Linked DNA regions of Homo sapiens: region 2 is linked to region 1. The links are chromatin contacts, found by Hi-C or POLR2A ChIA-PET in ENCODE. All regions are on one chromosome and are shown on one strand. The core of a region is the stretch at or near the end of the contact, and the rest is flanking DNA. Distances in the headings are between cores, read along the strand shown. Region 1 holds the start of TES (testin LIM domain protein). Region 2 has its middle 130 kb from the start of FAM3C.

Region 1 (6,205 bases), core at 3,653-6,152:
AATACATACAACATGGACAAAGTAGAAACAAAATATAGAAAACTAGCAGGATGGTGATTTTATTGGAATATAAACCACTTCCTCAAATATAATTCCTTTAAAAAATGAGTGAAAGTGTTGAAATGTACCTTATTTTATTTCTCTTTTTATAACAGTTATCATTCCACATATATTTAGTGAGCAAGATGAAGAATATAAGACTCGGCCTAGTTGGCATGATGGAAGCAGCATGGATTCTTCAAATTATGGTTCAAGTTCATAGTAAAGTTCTCTATAGTAAGGTTTCAGATTACGCTATCTAAACTTTTAGTTTCTTCATCCTGAAAATGGGGCTAAGGCCTACTTCCTAAGGTTGCTTTGAACAGCAAACAAAATAACCACGTAAGTGTAACAGGATATGGATTCATCTCTCAAGAAGTTTGTAAGCAAGGTAAGAAGGTGAAACATACAACAGATAAGTATAATCCAGAGGTGGAGAGTGATTAGTGTCCTAAGTGTTACCAATAACATGTTTTGGGAATTCAGGAGAAAAGGAGAAAATATTTTTCATCTAGGTGGCAGCATGGAGAAAGATTTCCTAGAGGAGTGTGCAGTGTGAAGGGTTGGTCCTTGAAGGATGGAAAAAATTTAGAACTGTAGATGGAGTATGGGCATGCACAAGCAAAGTCATAGGGTGAGTTGATGGGACATAGGTAATAGCCAGTAGCAATATAAATTCCTATTTCTACTTCATAGGACAGCATAAAGGAACAGAATCAATAGAAAACCTACTATAGTTTTTTTCTCCAACCAATATTCAGGACAATTAAGAGAAAGGGACTTTTCATATTCTACCAATGTAATGAATCACACCATGGGTTAGAATAGTTTTATAAAAGCCTGGCCGAGGACCACTCATTTTCTTCTGCACTTGTTCAGAGAGGCAGAACACCTCTAAAGCAAAGCCCTGGATGTGCCTTGCCCTACCTTTACCCTTAGTCTTGCCAATGGTTCTTGCAGCAAGAATGGCTTCAAGCCTGGAATGCAATTGTAGATTTGAGCATCCAGGTCACCATATATTGCCTTTTCCACTTCAACCAGGGGCTACCTAAGGCAAATAACTCATTCTAATTTCCAATGGAAATAATCTTTGTAGTTTAGTCCTTTTTCCAATAGTATTCATTTGGTTTCACTATGCTTTTTTGGCTAATGACAAAGGTTTTGAAAACAAGTTTGGATACAGAGAAAGGGGATTTTTAGTAACATGTAATCTTTAAAATGCATCATATTTTTAAAAAGTAAAATTAAAGAAATAAGAGTCTTAAGAAAAGTATGCAAAATATTAGGATTAATCAAAATAAAGGGGTTAGAGGAGAGAAAAAATGAACACGGTAAAATGAAAAAGCCCTGCAGCAATTCCAGGCAGTAAAAGGGAAATTATTGTAGTTCTCTTTCTCTGTTGGTATGTTCTTAATTGAAAAAAAATATTTCTCATGGGAGAGTAACACAGAAAGGAAAGAGGAAAACAGCTGGCTGTTGGCCATGATTTACCATTCACCGCAAAATGAGACTGTTTCTGCTTCTCAAAGTCCACTGTTTTTCCCAAGCAGACATGGACCATACTGACACAAAGCCAATTAAGATGAGACTTAAAAAATAAGAAAGAGGTCTAGATGTGTAACTCAGAAGACAGGGCAAGGACATAGAATCAATTCTGTTCTAAAGTATTATTAAAACAAAAACTTTGTATAACCAAACTAGCTCCCACATCCTAGCAACAGCTCGCTTTCTTCAAACAAAACAAAATATAGCAAAATCTAATTATAAAAACCCCTTGTCTTTGTGATGGTGGGTTTTAACTGGTAATTAATCCCAATTTGTACAACTGATGTGGACGAGCTTTCCTTTTACAAACCAAGAATTTTATAATAGTATCATCTATCTCAATCACTGTTTAATAAAGACAGTCCTCCTTAATTCTTTTTACATGAAATGTTAATGTGGAACAATGATGCTTTTCATCTGTCTGGAAGAAATTCCTCATGAAATCAACAATGTAAAAGTTTTAGAAGGAAAAAATGTCATACATCTTAAAACAGAAGTCATATTAGTTGTATTTAAATGGTTGTATCTTTGTTCCAACTTTTAATCTTCCTTTTCTCAAGGTACATTCAAACTATAAATTTTCTTGAATAACTGAGTCAAAAAGAAAGGAGACTTGAAAACTAGGTACCAAAATAGGGTGAGGACTCTGCTGGTAAATCAGATAGTCTTGTAATATTTCCTTCTTTGGACGTGTTAGAAAACAATTGCTAAAAGGAACATAAATTTCTTTTTGAGAGTATGGCTAAGATTGTGAAATACATTCCTGAGATTTCCAAATTTTGTACTGGGAAACTTTTTGTTAGACTATCAAGCCTATTAAGGGACTCACAAATTGGAGTCATACGGGACATCTCTGCGGTTTTTTAATAGCTTCCAATTTACCAGTTGAGGATTCTAAGAATCATCAGTGAAGACAACGTAGTGAAACAGGGATTTGTTATATCATGGGATTCTCTCTAAAACCTTTAATTTATGGAATTCTTTCTGGGGTGGTAGAGGCGGAGAAGAGGAGGATTAGAGAAAGTTAAGATTCTTGGTTGAAAATATAACTTTTAAAAGTAAAGTGGGGGATAAACGAGGAAAATTACACCATATGTCAAGGGCATTATTTATCATAATCCACATTTTCAAACTCTAAGGAAATTGTTTATAAACAACGTCTGGATTTTTCCTTTGCAAGCATATACAATTTTTAAGTTTGAACTTCTTCCCTCAGAATTACTCCTTGTCTCAAAAAGTTTCAAAAATGTCTTTGATTTTTCTCCCCCTATTAAACAGACTTTATTTTTAAAGCATTTTTTAGCTTCACAGCAAAATTGAGCAGAAAATTCGAAGTTCCCATGTACCTCCCCCATGCCTTCCTGTCTCCAGCAGCCTCCCGGACTACCAACAACCCGTATCAGTGCAGTACATTTGTTACAAGTGATGAAACACATTGACACATCATTATCCCCAACATACATAGTTTACATTAGGGTTTACTCTTGGTGTTCTACATTCTATGGATTTTGATTAATGTATAATTACATGTATCAGCCATTTTATAGTATCATACAGAATAGTGTCATTACCCTAAAAATCCTGTGCTTCACCTGTTCATCCTCGGCAGCCCAAAATATGTTTACTTTTGCAAAGTTGTCTTCAAATAAATACTTAAAAGCAAGGACAAGACCCCCCAAGTTTTAGACAAGTACTAAATTAAGTAGCTCTTACCTACTTGAAAACTAAATGAGAGTAGTATTCATCAACAGAAAGCTAAGCGGGCAAAATGCTTTCCCCGCTTTTCCCCCATGACAAGCAAGATTAACCAAAAATATTACAGTTATTTAAAAGAAAAAAAGAAAGAAACCAAATGGGAAGAGAATAGAATGCAATCACGCTACCATTAACAATTTATGTTTTTCTGTTCTTGGATACCTTTTTGAGTGCCTGAGAATTTTAGTCGCAAGGAATGAAAAAAACTGTTTTCTCATTTCGAGTTTTTATTGGTCAATAGCTTCCTAACCGAAAACTCTGCAGTCCTAACACAATATTTTGTATCCATTTTCAAAAATCCAGTTCTGGGCATAAAATAGAATTAATGCTCAAGTCAAAAACTTTGTGTTTAGAAGATAAAATATTAGGAACCATGAGTATGAGAAAAACAAAAACTGTTTTCTGTATTTTTCCCTTCCTCTCTCTGCAAAACTTCTCTATTTGATAAGGGACAGCTAGCTTAAATTTACCACAAAGTAAAACATGAGCAAATCCCCTGGAACGAGGAGAACTTTCGCACAGGGCAATTCACTCGAATGTGACATCAGCATTCCTTCTGAGTCATAGTCTGGTCCCCACCCTTTTCTCCCAGGCGACACCAGGCTCCGCATAACCCGGGAGTGGCTCAGGTAGGGCCGTCGGTTCCAGTGCCTGCGAGGCAGCAGCCAAGCTGAAAATGTCTCCCTGCGCTGAGACGCTGGTGACAACCGCCCTTTGGGACTACCTGCCAAACAAGGAGAATGCGCTCTTTGACAGATAATTCCCTAAGAGGGAGGCACTGCCTCGGTCGGTAGACAAGTAATGAATGACCGAAAAAAAAATCACATTAGAAGTTATCACCAGCACGGGTGCGAAGGCAGTGCATTAAATCAACACTCATTTTAGAGCGCCCCAGACAGCCCAGCCGGAAGGGAGGAGATCAGAGCTGTCAAAGCACAGCAGAGCCCCAAACCACAAAGGCTTAATGAAATTCAACTTCCTGAGCCAGGAAGTGTCACGGTCTCGCCCGCACTCGCCCTAAGCTCGTCCTTTCCTTTTGAGGAGGCACAGGCAGAGCTGAAACATCTTAAGTAAAGTTTCCAACACCTACAACCACTGGGATTCCGTGAGACTGGAGAGAAGAGTCCCGCGCCCGCCCTCGCTCGCGCTTCCAATTCTGTCGCTCCCGAGTGTGGGGAGCTGGCGGGGCCGCCGAGCACCTCCTCTACCCAGGGGGCCAGGTCCCTGGGCCCGGGGCACCGCAGACCCAGAGCCGGGCTCACACCGGGGGGCCCGCGAGCCCCACCCACCTCGGCACCTCCGGCCGCCGCGCGCCGCGCGACCCGCGCAGGTGAAGCAGCCGCCGCCCGCCACGAGCGCCCCCCTACCTTCTTCACTTTGTTTTCCAGGTCCATGTTAACGCGTCCTATGGGTCCCCTCCTCCTCCTATCCGGGATCCCACGGCCGGGTTCAGCTGGCCTCCGGCTCCGCTGCGAACACGGGAAACCTGCGGAACTCCCGCGGCGCCGCTCAACAGCCACTCGCCCGGCGCCGTCGAACTTCCGCCGCCCAGTCCGCCGCAGCGGGCCTGCGGCCCGGACCCGGGAACAAAGGGGGCCGGGCAGCCAATGGCAGCCGGGCAGCTCCGGGCCGCCGCCAATCACCGAGCGCCGCACGCACCTTCGCGGCCCGAGCGCGGCGCTGGCAAGGTGAGAGGCGGGGCGGCGTCCGAGGCGGCGCCCTGCTGGGCAAGCTCAGTGACCCTGACCTGGTCTCCGAAGGGATTCTCTGGGCGTCCACGGGCCGGCTTCTAAAGAGCTGGGATCCCCAGCCTCCCTCTAGCTGAAGATGGAGAAGAACTTTTTCCATTTGGCAATTTGTACCTGTGTTTGCCCAGGACTTTTTATTTGGGTCAAGGGGAATAGTTATCCCAATACTAACTTCTCAGTTTATTTTCAGGGTAAAGAGAGAAAAAAAAGAGAGAGAGAGAGATTGTAGGGATCGTTAGGGATTCCTGTGATGGACCTTGGGCACTAAATTCAATATTGCGTTGTGGAGATGCCCTTTCCTCAATTGCTTTTTTCCACAATCCCAAATACTGTCAAGAAACCGTATCTTACATCCCTAAAGTCAGCGAAGATTCTTAGATTGTTTTCTGAGCATTGGGTTGTTCAAAAGTAAAGATGATGTGAATCACTTCAGAAACAGGTTGTGTCATTCCTTTGGAAGCAGAGGGTTGCCCTTTGTCTCTGTGTGAGATGGTGCTAGGCCTATCGCGTGCTCAGGCTTTGATGAAGCAGAGTCATCACATTGGTGCACCAAAGCTGAATTCATTTCATGCCCTAATTCAGGAGCAATTGCATCTAATACCATCAGATTGGTCGGTCTGGAAGGGAGCCTAACGATTACTTAGTCTAGCTTCCTCACTTTGCAGGGAACTGAGGACTCCAGAGGTGCAGGGACCTGCCTAATGTCTTAGCCTGTTGGGGACAGAGGCATTGCTCATGAATCTAAACAACTTCTCAAAGATGTTTGGGGCTGGAAGCACAGCATGTTGACTAAGGAAAAAGAGCAGTCAATTTTCTTCAATTTGTGGTTATGGCAAAAAATAACATTGCCCAGACAGCAGGTGACCTAATTTGGCACCTACTTTTAAAAATAACAAAACAATATAAAACAAACAAACAAAAATTCCCTAATAATGCAGATATTCAGGTCCAGATGTATGTCTGCCTTGCCTCGAGAAATTTGGTAGCTAAAAATATCCAAAATTCATTTTAGCCAATACTTGCAACTCTGCTTACTTGATTATTTGTTAACACAGAGCATTGATTTATAATGTGCATGTTTCCTTTATCCTATTAAGAATTAAAACTGAAATTACCAA
Region 2 (5,872 bases), core at 409-2,908, 5.3 Mb before region 1:
GAAGGGAGATTTTTGTTATACCTTTTCTTCCTTTCGAATGTTGAACCATCTTAACGTATTAACTAACCCAAAATGAAATCCAGTTTAAATTTAAAAAAATCTCGTTGCTGTGAATCACAGTAACATTTAGTTCTGTCCATGTAGTTCTATACCTAGCACATGGGATATCTCCTGCTGTTATGCATAAGATAGGTTGAAATGTGATAATGGGATTAGAATCTAGACAAGGGGATAGGATAGTGCAGACACAGATGATGACAATGAATGTTATGTGCCAAGTTCCACGACACAGTAAAAAAAATCTTTAATTTATATGAGTCAGACTTGAAGTCTCTTATGTGCAAAGCTGTGCTGAAAAGACATGTCGTAGGGACAGTTCTACAACCCCACCTTTCTTCCCTTGCCGCTACATGCCTGTCTTCCTGCTTAATCCTGCTGCCATGTAAAAACAGCTGCCTCTCACTTGTCCCCCACTTGACCTTATTTTATCTGATGCTTTAAAATCCCATTTCACGCAGTCAAAGCTAGCAAAGAAGATAAAGCAGGATTTAGAAGAAGATGGATAATAGAAGGGAAAGGAAGAAAAGCTTTCCTGTGATAAAAATCTGGAAATCTAACCACCAAATTGTAACGTAATTTATATGGGAAAATTCATTTTTGTTTTCTACACAACCAGAACATCAATAAAACACTTTGAAAGGTAACCTGTTTGTAAATTGAGGAACTTCTATGCTTATACTTCCACATGGAGGCATGAAGACTGAGTCACAACGGCAAAAAAAAAAAAAAAACTCCTCAAGATTGATACTTAGACCCATTTAGCAAGGAGGCCTTCTTTTTCTTGAAAATAAATATTATATTGAATTCCATTTACGTATAGTTAATGCTGGCCAGTTTGTGGAGATTGTGGAAAAGCAAAAAAAAAAAAAAAAATGTTAGCACAGGCTTCAAGGGACAATTCTAAAGACCTTCAAGACAGTGACTTCAAGTAGCTTTTTTCCCTCATCTATCACTGACACAAAAATATGTGAAACAGATGGTGGTTCTTGGCTATATATAGTTTTTGTTGAAACTTGTTAAAAACAGTTTGGATCATGATTAAGAAATCTTACCACCTCTTAGCTGAAACATACCCCAAGGTTTTTCTTAGAAGGTGTTAGAAAGGCAGCTGATGATTATAGTCAATGTTTCCTTCTTCTACAAATAAAAAAAAATCTAAAACCACCAATGGCCTTCTGGATACAAGCAAATAAATACACAAAATCAAAGACAACTGGGAGATGTTCATAACTAGTCTAGTTTTTTTATTGAATAAACAGCTGTACTTTGGGTTATTGACATACATATACATTATATGAACTCTTACTTTGACTTAACTTTTTTCTTGCATGAGTCATTGTAGTCATTAGACTGTTTACTGTTTCCTGTTTTGCCCTCCTGGGTGCTGAGTAGATTGACACGTCTTTGCTCCCTTGTGTTTGAATGGGGCTGTGTGATTCATTTGAGCCAGAGAGTTGTGAACAGTGTGTGGTGTGGCTCCCCTGGGCCTGTGCACTTAAGTACCAATGCCAGACCGCAAAAAATTTTTTGTTCCTTTGTCACATTAACCAGAAACAAGTAAGATAGTGGCCACTCTTGCAGCTGAGTTCCTTGACTGACCACAAGAAGCAAAGTTTCATTACCGAACTGTCGTGGACATGCATCAGGAGTGAGAAATAAAGCTGTATTGTTTTAAGCCCTGAAAGTTTTTAGTTTGTTTATTACTGTAGTGTAATCTAGCTTACCCTGACTGATACAGATCATGCTGAAGTCACTGGCAATAAAGCAACAGCCAATGACTTGCCAATGGAAAGGCAGAGAAAAGGAAGGTCTATTCCCAGAGAGAGCATTGCTTTTTCCACGTGAAACAGGACAAAAAAGCAAACAAACAACAAAACAAAAAACAAGTATTCCCAGGCATATATCTGCAATGCTACAGCTGTCCTTTAAGAATGACTCTCTTAATTATGCTCTCGTGATTGCCAAAACATAGAAGCCACTGGAACGAATTTGAGTAAAAAGGATTATGGGATCATTAGGATCTCATAAGTGAAGAAAATCTTAGGAGGTGGAGGAAAAAAACATTAAAAGAAAAACACGTAAGAAAATTAGAGAACCAGTTCAGGAAGTTGACTGGGATTTCTACAAGAAAGAAAAATGAAGGAGATAAATTAGGAATTAAATATAGTTTTCTAGAAATGAAGTTTTTAAAATTTCAGATTGAAAAAAATCCACTGAATTCTCTGCATAAAGATTGAAACCTAACAAGATACACCATGCTGAAATATCAGAATACTGGTGACCACGAGAGGATTCTAAAAAGTCTAGGAGAAACAGGGGTAGGAAGAAAGAAACTGAGAGAGAGGAAAAAGAAAGAAAGGAATGAAGGAAGGAGAAGAGAGAAAGGGAGAAGAAGAGAGGGAGGGAGGAAGGATGGAAGGAAAAAAGAAAGGAAGGAAGGAAGGAAGGAAGATTTCTGACAAAGCATCAATAATCATAATGCATTCTGTATTAGGATGGCATTAGGTGTTGTGTAAAATAGAATCAAACTATAAAATAGCTCAAACATATTAGTTTATTTCTTGTTCAGGTAAAAATCCAAAGTTTCTAGTTAATGGGCAGTTTTTATTTAGTACATCAGGGACTAAGGAACTTTCTTATATTGGGGGTTTCTGTTCTCTAGAATGTCATTATCACCACATTCAGCTGGAAAAATGGTGGGGGGAAGTATGTAGGAAACGTATTATTTTCTTAAAGCCTTTGATCAAGAAGAAAACACGTCACTTTTACTAAAACTGCATTAATACCAGAGCAATCATAACTATAAGCAAGGCTGAAAAAATGCAGCATTGTTGTGCAACATGGAATAAGAGGGACAGGATTTTTAGTGACTAGCCAGCAGTGTAGAGGGAGTAAGAAGGCCCAGTGAGTTCACTAGCAGTAAAGAGGGCTGGTTTCCTTTAGGATCTAAGAAAATAAAATGATGCTTCTGTGCAGGTGTGCAACTGTGCAATAAAAAGAGCATCAAATAGTAAAAGTTTGCGATGCTTGCTTGGAACTGAATCATTTTGATATGACTAATTAGGAAATATGGCTTCATGTGTATTATTATACTGGCACCTGCTGGGTGATATAAATTTGGTGGGTCTCTTTAGGGATATGTTGGCAATACTCCCTTTCTTGGAAAATGCTTAAGGAAGCTTCAGCTGGAAAGGAGACTCTCATGGGGATCCTGAGACACATGAGATTCTGGTTACCATCTTTGCATCTTTTTCTATCAAACAAACCACACTCTACAGCAATATCTGGAGTAGTGCTTCTGTCCTGTGACAAGAGTGGAGAATTATCTTCACATTTTCACCTGGAATGTATTTCTACCCTACAATTTAGTACTCTGCCAAATTACCAATTACACATGAGAATAGAATAAAGACATTTCCACATATGCAGTTTCAAAACTTTTTCTACCCATTGGCCCTTTCTCAGAGATATTTTGGAGGATGTTTTCTACCAAATTGAGGGAGTACGCCAAGAAAGAGGAAGACATAGGACACAGAAAATGGCTGATCCCTTCCAAGAGATAAAGAGAATTCCCAGGACGTCTGCTATTAAAAAGCCTCTGAAAGAAATATCTCTCAAGAAAGGAAATCAGTATATTTCTGGGTGTGTTTAAATGGTTGACATAAGATTTACACATCTAGAGGAGGAAAATTAGTGACAAGTAAGTGGAAGTTCATAGAACAAAAAATGGCACAAAATAAATCTCTAGTACAGACAATTGCTATTCTTCCTCCTTTCTTCTCTTCTCCCCACACATTCCTCCTTTTGTCCTCTTTCAATTGCTCCATCCTCCTCCTCTCTTTCTTACATCCTTCACTTTCTGCTGTATTCTTCAAATAATTTGAGATGCTTTATATGACATACATGCAAACACTAAAGGATAAAACAAAAACTGAGAAAGTTGGAGTAAAGGGGAACAATAAGTGCAAAAAACAATTAAATAAAACTAATTATTACCTCAGCCATGCAGAGGTAGAAAGTAGGAATTGGGAAGGCTTGCAAACAAGTCTCGCCAGAAAGTTCCAATGCCTATACCAGTTGTTTATTGAGGGTGTCCATTTTATTTTCTGTGACGATCACCTCATAATCAGAAAGAATGAGCCCAGGAGTGAGATTGGAGTTGGTCTTATTGCAGGTGAATGAGGAGCCTGTGGCCATCAGGCATGAAGTGAGATCCCCTCCTCTACACAATGCCAAGTTCTCTGTAAGGATCAAGAACCTTAGCAGCAGCTGAGAAAAGGGTCAATAAATATGTTTTAATCAGTAACATCTATATTTTATATGAAAATATAAATACACATGTGTTTTATTATTTTATACTTTGTCTAACTGGTGACATTTTGAGAGGTATTTATATTTCTCCATCTCAAATGTTTGTCAGTGATTTTGCTTATGATATATTCCTACAGGATGTATTTGGATTGATTGTGATATATATTAAATACATATATAAGAACATCAAGTTCAATGATATAATCATATAAAATAAGATAAGAAAAATGTGGTGCTCATTCTTAGCTCACAGGGTCTCATGGCTCATTTGCCCTTTTGTTAAATTAAAGGCAACACAGTCCAGTGAATTGTGCATAGACATGATAACCAACATCCTTGAATGAAAATCTTTGCTCTAAAAATTAATAAATATATTACTTTCAATTTTTTAAGGAAGGAGCTTAGGTTGTTTGAGCCTCAGTTTCCTTCCCTATAGAAGTAGGGATGATGACAGCAATCCCTATGAGTTTCTGTAATGATAAAAAGAGAACACTGACCTCTAGATGGGCACAGAAAAAATGGTAGTTATTATATCCATGGAAATGCTAAACACTCTCCACCCTCTGTCTTCTATCTTTCCCATGCATATTTAATAAGAATACTTCTTTTGTACCTGAAATGTACATTTTTAAATGTCCAAATTCATTTATATATGAGCATGTATGTTGTAGGAAAGACCTTCCCATTTTAACTAAGTGACCTATGATAGATTAGCGGTGAAACCACTAACCGTCCCCCCAAATATGTTTAACTATTTTGTGGCCATACTGCCACCCTTGAAGTTAGCTAAGTAGACCATGTGACTATGTTCTCCCAGCTGCAATGTGAGAAATGATATGGGCCACTTTCAACCAGAAAATATGCCCATTGTGCTACTCTTAGCTCTTTTTCTTTTTCAAGATAACTGCAGTGGTAACTATCAGGCTGTGATGGTTAATACTGTTTGTCAACTTGATTGGACTGAAGGATGCAAAATACTGATCCTGGGTGTGTCTGTGAGGGTGTTGCCAAAGGAGATTAACATTTGAGTCAGTGGGCTGGGGAAAGCAGACCCACCCCTAATCTGGCGGGCACCGTCTAATCAGCTGCCAGCAAATATAAAGCAGGCAGAAAAACGTGAAAAGGAGAGACTGGCCTAGCCTCCCAGCCTACATCTTTCTCCCGTGCTGGATGCTTCCTGACCTCGAATATCAGACTCCAGGTTCTTCAATTTTGATAACTAGGACTGGCTCTCTTTGCTTCTCAGCTTGCAGACAGCCTATTGTAGGACCTTGTGATCATGTAAGTTAATACTTAATAATTATTAAGTATTATTAATACTTAATAATTATTAAGTATTATTAATACATACTTAATAATTATTAAGTATTAATAATACTTAAGTTAATACTTAATAACTTAATACTTAATAACTTAATAAATATACTTTATATATGTGTATATATGTGTATATATATACACATATATATACACATATATATACACACATATATGTGTGTGT

Evidence for each region. Hi-C counts contacts between places; a loop is a spot of excess contacts on that map. ChIA-PET counts read pairs that join two places held with the same protein, here RNA polymerase II (POLR2A). Pooled maps may share reads with other maps.
Region 2: a loop to region 1 is called in a pooled map, with 6 times the contacts of the local background. The contact joins the enhancer-like site here to the promoter of TES in region 1. A Hi-C loop is called at or near these places in 1 of 37 single-sample maps with no recorded cell type and 4 of 50 pooled maps. POLR2A ChIA-PET finds 5 or more read pairs at or near these places in 1 of 52 experiments (PC-9).

Annotation. Positions count from the first base shown.
Region 1 is chr7:116,209,236-116,215,440 of GRCh38, reverse strand. It overlaps TES (testin LIM domain protein), which reads right to left and starts at 4,902. Exons shown (of 7, transcript NM_015641.4): 1 at 4,707-4,902. The coding sequence starts at 4,733. RefSeq lists an enhancer at 3,974-4,213 and silencers at 4,574-4,663, 4,804-5,003, 4,758-5,020, 5,054-5,183.
Region 2 is chr7:121,526,222-121,532,093 of GRCh38, reverse strand. No RefSeq gene overlaps it. Among named protein-coding and RNA genes, the nearest start is that of FAM3C, 130 kb to the right of the region's middle. Within about 2 kb of position 1,658, at least 10 of the 41 ENCODE cell types and tissues checked have a DNase peak (open chromatin) inside an H3K27ac peak, as active enhancers do; they include PC-9, where a contact is called at or near this core.